Linked DNA regions of Homo sapiens: region 1 is linked to region 2. Evidence: read pairs that join two places in POLR2A ChIA-PET (ENCODE). Cell type or tissue: OCI-LY7. All regions are shown on one strand.

Evidence for each region. Peaks named below come from ENCODE experiments on the same cell type or tissue, not always from the same donor. Only the 100,000 strongest peaks of a DNase experiment are listed, where the experiment ranks them.
Region 1: POLR2A ChIA-PET joins it to region 2 with 7 read pairs; 2 of 35 experiments call an interaction of 5 or more read pairs at or near these places.

What each region holds. Positions count from the first base shown.
Region 1 is chr3:114,206,104-114,211,103 of GRCh38, reverse strand. No RefSeq gene overlaps it. Among named protein-coding and RNA genes, the nearest start is that of ZNF80, 29 kb to the left of the region's middle. In OCI-LY7, no CTCF peak of the experiment used is centred here; no DNase peak of the experiment used is centred here.
Region 2 is chr3:114,006,365-114,011,364 of GRCh38, reverse strand. CCDC191 (coiled-coil domain containing 191) reads left to right here. Exons shown (of 17, transcript NM_020817.2): 9 at 344-593. The region is part of intron 1 of LOC105374048 (a long non-coding RNA gene); the gene reads right to left. Among named protein-coding and RNA genes, the nearest start is that of CCDC191, 48 kb to the left of the region's middle. In OCI-LY7, no CTCF peak of the experiment used is centred here; DNase peaks (open chromatin) are centred at 114 and 2,344; H3K4me3 peaks cover 562 bases; H3K27ac peaks cover 3,911 bases.

The DNA.
Region 1 (5,000 bases), 200 kb before region 2:
AATAATGTTATATATCTTTATTTCTTTAATCATATGATCTATTCTTTTTTTATTATTATTATACTTTAAGTTCTGGGGTACACATGCACAACGTGCAGTTTGTTACATAAGTGTACATGTGCCATGTTGGTTTGCTGCACCCATCAACTCGTCATTTACATTAGGTATTTCTCCTAATGCTATCCCTCCCCCAGCCCTCCACCCCTCAACAGGCCGCAGTGTGTGATGTTCCCCTCCCTGTGTCCATGTGTTCTCATTGCTCAACTCCCACTTATGAGTGAGAACGTGTGGTGTTTGGTTTTCTCTTCTTGTGTTACTTTGCTGAGAATGATGGTTTCCAGTTTCATCCATGTCCCTGCAAAGGACATGAACTCATCCTTTTTTATGGCTGCATAGTATTCCATGGTGCATATGTGCCACATTTTCTTTAGCCAGTCTATAATTGATGGGCATTTGGGTTGGTTCCAAGTCATTGCCATTGTGAATAATGCTGCAATAAACATACATGTGCATGTGTCTTTATAGTAGAAAGATTTCTAATCTTTTGGGTACACACCCAGTAATGGGATTGCTGGGTCAAATGATATTTCTAGTTCTAGATCCTTGAGGAATCGCCACACTGTCTTCCATTCAATGCTCTCCCTATCAAGCTACCACTGACTTTCTTCACAGAATTGGAAAAATCATATGATCTATTCTAAGCCTCCATTGGCCTGAAAGGGAAACAGTTCATATTCAATCAGTTTGAGGGTCCCCCAATCAATTTCAAGCATAGACATTGCCATCTCATACTCTCAGATTAATTATGCTCTGCAGGACTAGAAAATACACATTCATTATTCTTCTCACCACCATCCCTGTGATGAGGATGGTAGAGTAAAGACAATGAATGGGAAAGACATGTATGGGTGTGTGGGTGCAAACATAACATATACGCATACATATATAAACATAATATGTAAACATAACATTAGCAACATCTCCTTCAGCATCTAGAACCCCCAACCTATAGGTTACAGTACAACTGATGGGGAGAGGTAGACTTAATGGATGGGACTACTTTCAAGAACCTTGTGAGGGAGGAGAAAAACCCTCTCCATTATTGTAGACAAACAGATGCTCTCAAGTTGAGCGAGATGAGGGGGCTCAAAAACATGACATGAACAACTCTTTTTCTTTTTCTCAGACAGAGTCTTGCTCTTAATGCCCAGGCTGAAGTGCAGTGACGCCATCCCAGCTCACTGAAACTTGGGCCGCCTGGGTTTAAGCGATCCTCATGCCTCAGCCTCCCAAGTAGCTGGGATTACAGGTGTCCACCATCATGCCCAACTAATTTTTGTATTTTTAGTACAGATGGGGTTTTACCATGTTGGCTAGGCTGGTCTCAAACTCCTGACCTCAGGTGATCCACCCACCTCGGCCTCCCAAAGTGCTGGGATTACAGACACAAGCCACCACCCCCAGCCAAACAACTCTTAAAGTAACTTGAATTGAGAGCTGTTTTCAATCATTGGAACAGCTGCCAATGTGAAGAAAGAAGCAGAGCAACACTAGGGTTTGTTGGAAGATATTTCCAACAAAATTGACCAGCAATGGAATGGGTTCTTTGCAAGGATGATAGAAGCTCTTCAACACTGGAGAGAAGACTGTGATAAGATAATATAATTTGGACTAGAGTTCTTCTACCTTCAATGCTAATTGTTTATCATTTTGACACTAAAGAAGAGATTTATTTGCCAAAAAGTCTCTTCTTGGCATTACCAGGTATGTATAAGAGTAAATTGCCCTGAGATAGAAAAACAAAAGCACAAAGGAGCCTCACAATGGGCCAGCAGATAGGAGTTAGACTGTACAGCATGGACCAGTGCTCCCACTGGGAGGTTGCCTGGCCAACTCAGGCACAGTATCTTAAGAGGCTGTGGTTACCTGGGCCCAAGCTGAGCTGCTGTCAGTATCCAAAAGGTCCAGTCTTGTGATCTGAAGAACAACAACAGGAGACTCTGGACAGCAGAAAAGGTCCATCCCTGATCTGAGTTCAAAATAAGGGTGCAGTTATAGCCAGGAGTAAGCATGCTAATAAGAAACCCAAGCTATGGTCTTTAACTGTTTTAGATTCCATACCCCTTTGAGAGTCCATGAAAGTTATGGCCCCTCTCTGCAGGAAAAAATGCAATTTGCACAAACATACATCATTGTGCCTATAATTGCAAAGACTTCTTTGAACCCCATATAGTCCATTCAAGAAATACAGGTTCAGAACACAACGCACCATCAATACTTTTTACTGATGTTGATGATGATAGATTGGATTTCTTGTATGAACGAGTGCCAAAAGCCTGATAAATGAACACTGAGGTTTTAATCCAGAAAAATTCTAAAGTAGGAAGAAGTCATAACGTATTTGTCCCTCTCCCTAGTACCTTTCTGTCCAATGGAAGAACCTAGAGATTCCAGAGAAGAGGTAAGGATATCTCAAGATAGCTTTTCTGTGCTCCTAAGGGAGACTAGAGTATAGGCTGAACCCCATGACTCACAAGAATAATCCAAAAGGTCAACACACAAAATTATTTTCAATAAACTTCTCATAACCACAGTCAGGTTGACTATTCCCATCCCAAATTTAATTCCTTCTTTAGGTTGGCCCATGTCTGCTGTGCCCAAACAGGTCCAGAGAGAGTACTTGCCCCATTATCTTCTGTTAAAATGTCTTTGCTTGGCATCTAAACCAATTTAATGTTTTTACTTAAAAAGCAGTAGATATGAAGCGTTAGTTATCTATTGCTGCATAACAAATTGCCTCAAAACTTAGCAGCTTAAAACAACAAATATTAATTATTTATTAGTATTTTTATAGGTCAAGAATCTGGGCACAGCTTAGCCAGATGCCTGTACCCCAAAGTCTCTCACAAGGCTATAATCAAGGTGCTGACCACAGCTGTGGTCTGATGTGATGGTTTAACTAAGGGAGGACTGATTTCTAAGCTCCTCACATAGTTGGTAAAATTCAGTTCCTCACAGTTTTCTGGACTGAACACCTCACGTCTTCACTGGCTGTTGGATGGCCAGAGGACTCCTTCAGTTGATTGACACATGGGTCTCTCTATCATGTTGCTCACAATGTGGCAACTAGCTTCCCTCAGAGTTAACAAGCGAGAGAATGAAAAAGAGCAAGCACGATGCAAGCCACAATCTTTCACTTCCTAATCTCAGAAGCGGCATCCCATCCCTTTTGATATATTATATCTATTAGAAATGAGTCATTAACATTCACCTCACACCCCAGGGGAAGGGATTACATGAGGGCATGAGTATCAGGAGGGGAGAATCATGGAGACCCTCTTAGAGATGCCCTATCATATGTGGATTCAAATTCTGGCTCTGCCACTTATAGTAGGACCTCAGACAAGTAACAGTCTCTCAGCCTTGATTTTCTCCTCTATGAAGTTAAAGCAATAATGCGTAATTTGCAGAGTTGTGATGAAAATTAAAGATAATAAATATAACTCCGACAACTCAATTTAAAAATGTCAAAGCACTTGAATAAGCATTTCTCCAAAGAAGATACACAAATGGCCAATAAGCACATGAAAAGATGCTCAACATCATTCGTCATTAGGGAAATGCGGATCAAAGCCACGATGAGATACCACTTCATAACTACTAGGATGACTACTTTTTAAAAAAGGAAATAATAAGGAATAACAAATGTTTGTAAGGATGTGGAAAAAATGGAAATTTGTGCATTGCTGGTGAGGATATAAATTGTATAGCCCTCTGGAAAACAGTTTGGCTATTCCTCAAAACATTAAACATAGAATTACCTTATGACCCCGCAACTGCACTGCTAGGTATATACCAAAAAGAATTGAAAACAAAGACTTAAACAGATACTTATAAGCTAATGTTGATAGCAGCATTATTCACAACAGCCAAAGGTGGTGTGCTATGGTTTGAATGTGTCCCCCAAAGTTCATGTGTTAGAAACTTAATCCCCAGTGCAACAATGTTGAGAGGTGGGATATTTAAGAGATGATTAGGTCATGGGGCTCAGACTTTATGAATGAATTAATGCTGTTTTGCAGAGTGAATTATCTGGAGAGTGGGTTACTGAAAAAAGAATTAAGCCCTCTTTCTCTCTCTAAGTGAAATAAATCAGACACAAAAGGACAAATATTGCATGATTTCAATTATATGAAATATCTAGAATAGACAAATTCACAGAGATTGAAAGTATATTAGAGGTTACCATGGAATGGGAGAAGGGAATAATGGGGAGTTATTGCTTAATGGACACAGAATTTCTCTTTGAGATGATGAAATGATTTTTGGAAATTGTGATGGTTATATAAGATGGTGAATGTAATTAATGCCATTGAATTGTACACTTTAAAATGATGAAAATGGCAAATTTTAAATTATATATGTTTTACTACAATTTTTAAAAATTACGAATATAGCAGGTGCTTGACAAACAATCATACCATCAGCAGAAACCCATGAAGGCAATCGTTTGAATGCCTTGAACTGTGTGGCCTTGCCAGATATGAGATGTTAAAGAGATTGTGGAGAGGATGAGGGAGGTCAAATTTTCTTCCACCAATAGCTTCTTCCTTGGTTGACATTTCTAGGATACCACATTTTCCATAAATACCTAGCTCTAATCTGAGAAGGAATAGGGGAGAGATTACTATATTTCCTGTGATAGTTTGGGGGATATACGCTCATAGTTTCAGGTAAAACTTACACAAAAGCAAATTTTGCCCTTTTAGATCATCTACTTTTCACCTTAGTTGCCCTCAAGATTTGATGTGATTTCACAACGTGTTTTAAAATTGCTCAGCTGTTCTTCTATAATGGCTACTTACCTATGGCACTCTAGACCAGTGGCTCTGGCCTTGAAGCCAAGTACCCTGGAGCTTGGATCTCAGCTCTGAAGCTTCCTGAGAGAGTGATTTGAGCTGGTCAACCTCTCTATACTTCCATTTCTTCTCTGTGAAAGG
Region 2 (5,000 bases):
TTTAAAGTCATTACTTGTGTACCTCTTCTTTTTGCTCTTTCCCCTCCAAAAGCTTTCAGAAACTATGGTAATCAAAAACATGTAACATGCCCTTGTGACATGAGAACAGAACAGTTCCTCTTTCTTCTTGAAGGTAATCTGTTGAAGTGCTGACACCTTCTATGAGGAGATCCTTTGCACTGGGGAATTTATAAAGCAATTTCATTTAGCTTAATATAAAATGTTAAGCGAGAGCTAAGATGGAGCATTTCTAGAACCCTTTTGGACTTATGTTTCATTTATATTATCAATTAACAAACTGTAAATGGCTTCTTTATTTTAATGGAAGTGCTTTGTTGCTTAGAAAACAACAACTGGCCACTGAGTATAACCGGAAACAAGTTCTCCGACACTGCTTTACAGAATGGCAGCATTGGCATGGCGCCGAGCTCCTGAAGAGAGAGCTGGCTCTCACAAAAGAGGAAACTAGGAAGAAGATGGATGCACTGCTGCAGGCAGCATCACTGGGGAAACTCAGTGCCAATGGGTTATCAGGCATCAGTCTACCTGAGGAGGCAACAGCCATGGTGGGTCCACCAGTAAAAAATGGACAGGTACGTTGTTTTTCCTGCTTAGTAAACACTTGCATTTGAGGTTTGTGCTTTTATAGCTGGTATGTCAGTCATTGTCAGATTGCTTTGTCTAGGCTATCAGAAGATTAGAGCTGCCTCAATGCACTACCTTTCAGGCAGTGTTTATTTCCTTGAATTGAATCTTCTTTTTATAATCATATATAAACTTTGGCATCATTGGAAGTTAGTAGGGATTTAATATCGAAAGGGCATTTAAAACAACTAAGTAAAATATTCGTTTAGGAAAAGACAGGTAAAGCACTGTCTATAACTCTTGAACTCCCCTTTTTGATCATCAGACATTTCCTTTCTAAATGAGTTTGTGACTTACAAGAGGGGAAATTTAAAATTTTTCTTTTTCTAATAAGAAAAGTCATATGTACTAATTGTAGCAATTTGATAGAAGATCACAGAGAAAAACTCCTATAATTCTGTCATCTATAGATAATCACTAATAACATGTTAAAGTATAGCCATCTAGTCTTTAAGCATATGCAAATTTATCTCTTAATATTTTATTTAGCTTTTAAATTTTCTTTAGTCAGGCCATTGAGGAACTCGTCTGCCAAAATTCAGGAAAAGGAAGGCCATGTTTTTTTTTCCTTCTTAATACTAATACTTACTGTTCTTCTAAAAAAAAAATTACGTTTTCACAATATAACATGAGCATTTTCTGTCATTACATACACTTCTGCAATAGTAGTTCTCAACTGAGAGTATACCTCAGAATCACATCTACTAAAACAGAATTTTTGGGTGTGGGGCAGCTCTTTTTTTTTAAGTTCCGCAAGTGGACGTAATACATATCCCCTGTCTAAGGACTAGTATTCTGTGCCACCATTTTGTAATGGCTACATGATACTCTGTAATGAACCATAAGCTGGAATTTGTTTAGCTCCTGTATTACTGGAATTTAAGTTGTTTCCAGTTTGCCGCCATTGTGAACAATGCTTCAGTGAACATCCTAGTAGCTAAATCTGCACATATCCATAATGCTTTACTTAGGATAATACCTAAAAATGGAATGCATGTTCTATTTTCATCTTATTATTGCTTCAACATTTGTATCTCTTTGATTACTAGTAAGGTTAAACATTTTTATATTGAATATACACTTGTGCACCACATAGCAATGTTTTGGCGAATGACTGACCACATACACAGTGGTGGTCCCATAAGATTATAATGGAGCCAAAAAGTTCCTCTTGCTTAGTGACTTCTTGATGATCTTGACCCTGTGTAGTCCTTGGCTAATATGTGTGTTTGTATCTTAGTTTTTAACAAAAATGTGTTTTAAAATTTTTTTAAAAAACAACCTCTTTAAAAACAGGAAAAAAAAGCTTATGGAATAAGTATATAAAGAAGGAAAATATTTTTGTACAGCTGTGCAATGTTTGTGTTTTAAGCTGTTACTTTATAAAAGAGTCAAAAAGTTAATAATTTAAAAGTTTATAAAATAGAAAGTTACAGTAAGCTAGGATTAATTCATCACTGAAGAAAAAAAATTCTAATAAATTTAGTGTGGCCTAAGTATACAATGTCTATGAAGTCTGCACTAGTATATAATAATGTCCTAGGCCTTCACATTCACTCATCTAGAGCAACTTCCAGTCCTGCAAGTGCCATTCATGGTAAGTGCCCCCATACAGGTGTACCATTTTTTATCTTGTATACTGTTTTTACTGTACCTTTTCTATGTTTAGATATGCAAATACTTCCCATGTGTTACAGTTGCCTACAGTATTCCGTATAGTAACATCCTGCCCTGGTTGGTAGACTAGGGGCAATAGGCTATACCATATAGCCTAGATGCAGTAGACTATACCATCCTGGTTTGTGTAAGTACACTCTACAGTGTTTACACAACAAAATCACCTATTTCTCAGAACAAATCCCCATTATTCAGCAATGCATGACTGTATATATATCTATATATGGATGTAGTAAGATACAGATATATAGTGACTTGTCTCTTCATGCCCTTTGTCCATTTTTCTATTTGATATCTTTTTCTTATTTATAAGAGTTCTTTATATTTTAAGACTATTGATGCTTTTATTATTATATATTGCAAACATTTTTTCCATTTTGTCATTTGTCTTTTTGGTTTAGTTATGGTGTTTGGTATTATACACAGTTGTTTAGTTTTTATAAAGTCAATCCTGTCGGCTTCTTCTTTTATCACTGCTCTTGTCATGTTTAGAAAACCTTGTGGAGAAGAGCTTCTACCCCCTCACCTCCACCCTCCACATAATGCTGTTAAGTACTTAATTCAGACATGTGAAATTAAATTGTGCACTAGAGGGTCCCCAGCCTTGCTTTTTACCCTGATTATTGCTAGCAAGTAGGCTAGTTTTAATTTAAGCTTATTCTCTGAGCAAGGGGGGATCAGGAAGATGCTTGTTGGGACTTATGTGTAACATTTTGGTCCCTTCCCCTAGGCAATGTATCTACCTTTATGGCAGATAATTTTGTCTCCATTGAGACCCAAGACAGACTTCTATCTTAAGAAAGAGCTGTATGGAACCTTTTACCTTACAAAGTGCCACTGTTCTTAAATGAAAAAAAAAAAAAAGTCAGCAGAAAGTATTTTTTACCTGTGCAAAACAGAAAAATTACTATATATATGTAGTAATTTATATATAGTAATATATATAGTAATTTATATATATAGTAATATATATAGTAATTTATATATATAGTAATATATATATAGTAATTTATATATATTTAGACTCAAGGGAACAAAAGACTCCAAATCTCTGAAATCAAGAACAAAAGACTTTATCAAGAAAGGACAGTATTGTTAAAAATGGAGCAAATGATAATAGAGGGCTACAATAGACCCTGTAGAGACTAAGTAAACTAATCTTTTTCCAGCGTGTACAGCAAAACATGACCAAGTGAAAATATAAAATCTTTAGTTAGATGCTCATTAATTATACAGTCATAGGAACTCATGTACTAAGAACACACAAACTGTACCTTGAATTTTTCCAAAATTATCAGTTAGCTAATAGGTGATTTTCTCTAATTAAGTCAGACCATTCACTCCTGCTCTATTAAGTACTATCTGTACCACTAAGCTTTTCCTTCATGTTCTTTATTTTCATGTTAAAAAGTTACCATGATCCAAAAGAAACCCTGTCGCTTTACTCAGGGCTTTGACACAGTCTTGCTAGGTTAATAAGGTGTCATTACCACCAAGTTTAAAAGAACCTAAAACATATACCCTGCTTGATATAAATTGCTTAAGCAGGTGTTCTCATGAATAAGTGTTCACTGACATTACTGAAATAAAAGGTTACTTTTAAAAGTGTTTAACATGTCAGAGTTTCCATATATCACATCTTTCATTTCAGTTGAGTCTATGGAAAGCATTTCTATAATCGTGAAAAATATTTTTGAGTCCCTAAGGATGGGGTCCTGTTAGAACAAGAAGCTTCTGATATTTAGATAGCTCATAGCATTTTTCTCTTTAAGCCATTGCAGATGGCAGAATCAAAAACTTAGACCTTAGAACATGGACTCAAACCATTCTAGAAGAGACACTTTAATATGACATTATTTTGGCCAAGATAGCTGTTTCTAAATAAAAATTCTTGTTTCCTTCCCCTCTGTATAGAACTTGTAATTGAGTATGGTACCTCAGTCTATTAAATGGGATTTATGTAATAAAGCTTTGAAAACTAGTGATATGCTAATACAAAATATTATTAGGTAACATTATTCTTATGTAATGCAGATATTTGCCCAGTGATCCTGAGCTTCCAAATATTTCCCACCCATAGATAGTTTGTAATGCAGATATTTGCCCAGTGATCCTGAGCTTCCAAATATTTCCCACCCATAGATAGTTCAGGAATAGCTGGAAACGGTTAGCTAGGCTTTAACGGGACCTTGATGCTGAAATAACTAAATATCCTATACTATGGCATATGATTAATTTACTAGTGTCAGGAGAGGCATTGAAAGAAAAGAGATATATTATTCATTTGTAAAGATATTCTTTGGTTTTCAGACATTCTCGAGAAAGAATATATCCTTTGCCACAACATCTTCAAATTTCCACTAAAATTCAGAGTCAATTTATGCATATTAAATTCATGTTTTTTATATATAAAATATATATATTTATATATATATATATATATATATATATATATCTGGAGTAACCTTGCCTAATTCACAAATGAACTGTCCAAATTAGAAATTTATAAGAGAAGATTTTTGCTATTACGAATGTCCTGGCCCATGGCAATGGTTCATACAGCTGTAGCCACTCTCCCAGTTTTCTTTTTTTTTGAGCCAGGGTCTCGCTGTGTTGCCCAGGCTGGAGTTCAGTAGCACAATCTCAGCCCACTGCAACCTCCACTTCCCAGGTTCAAG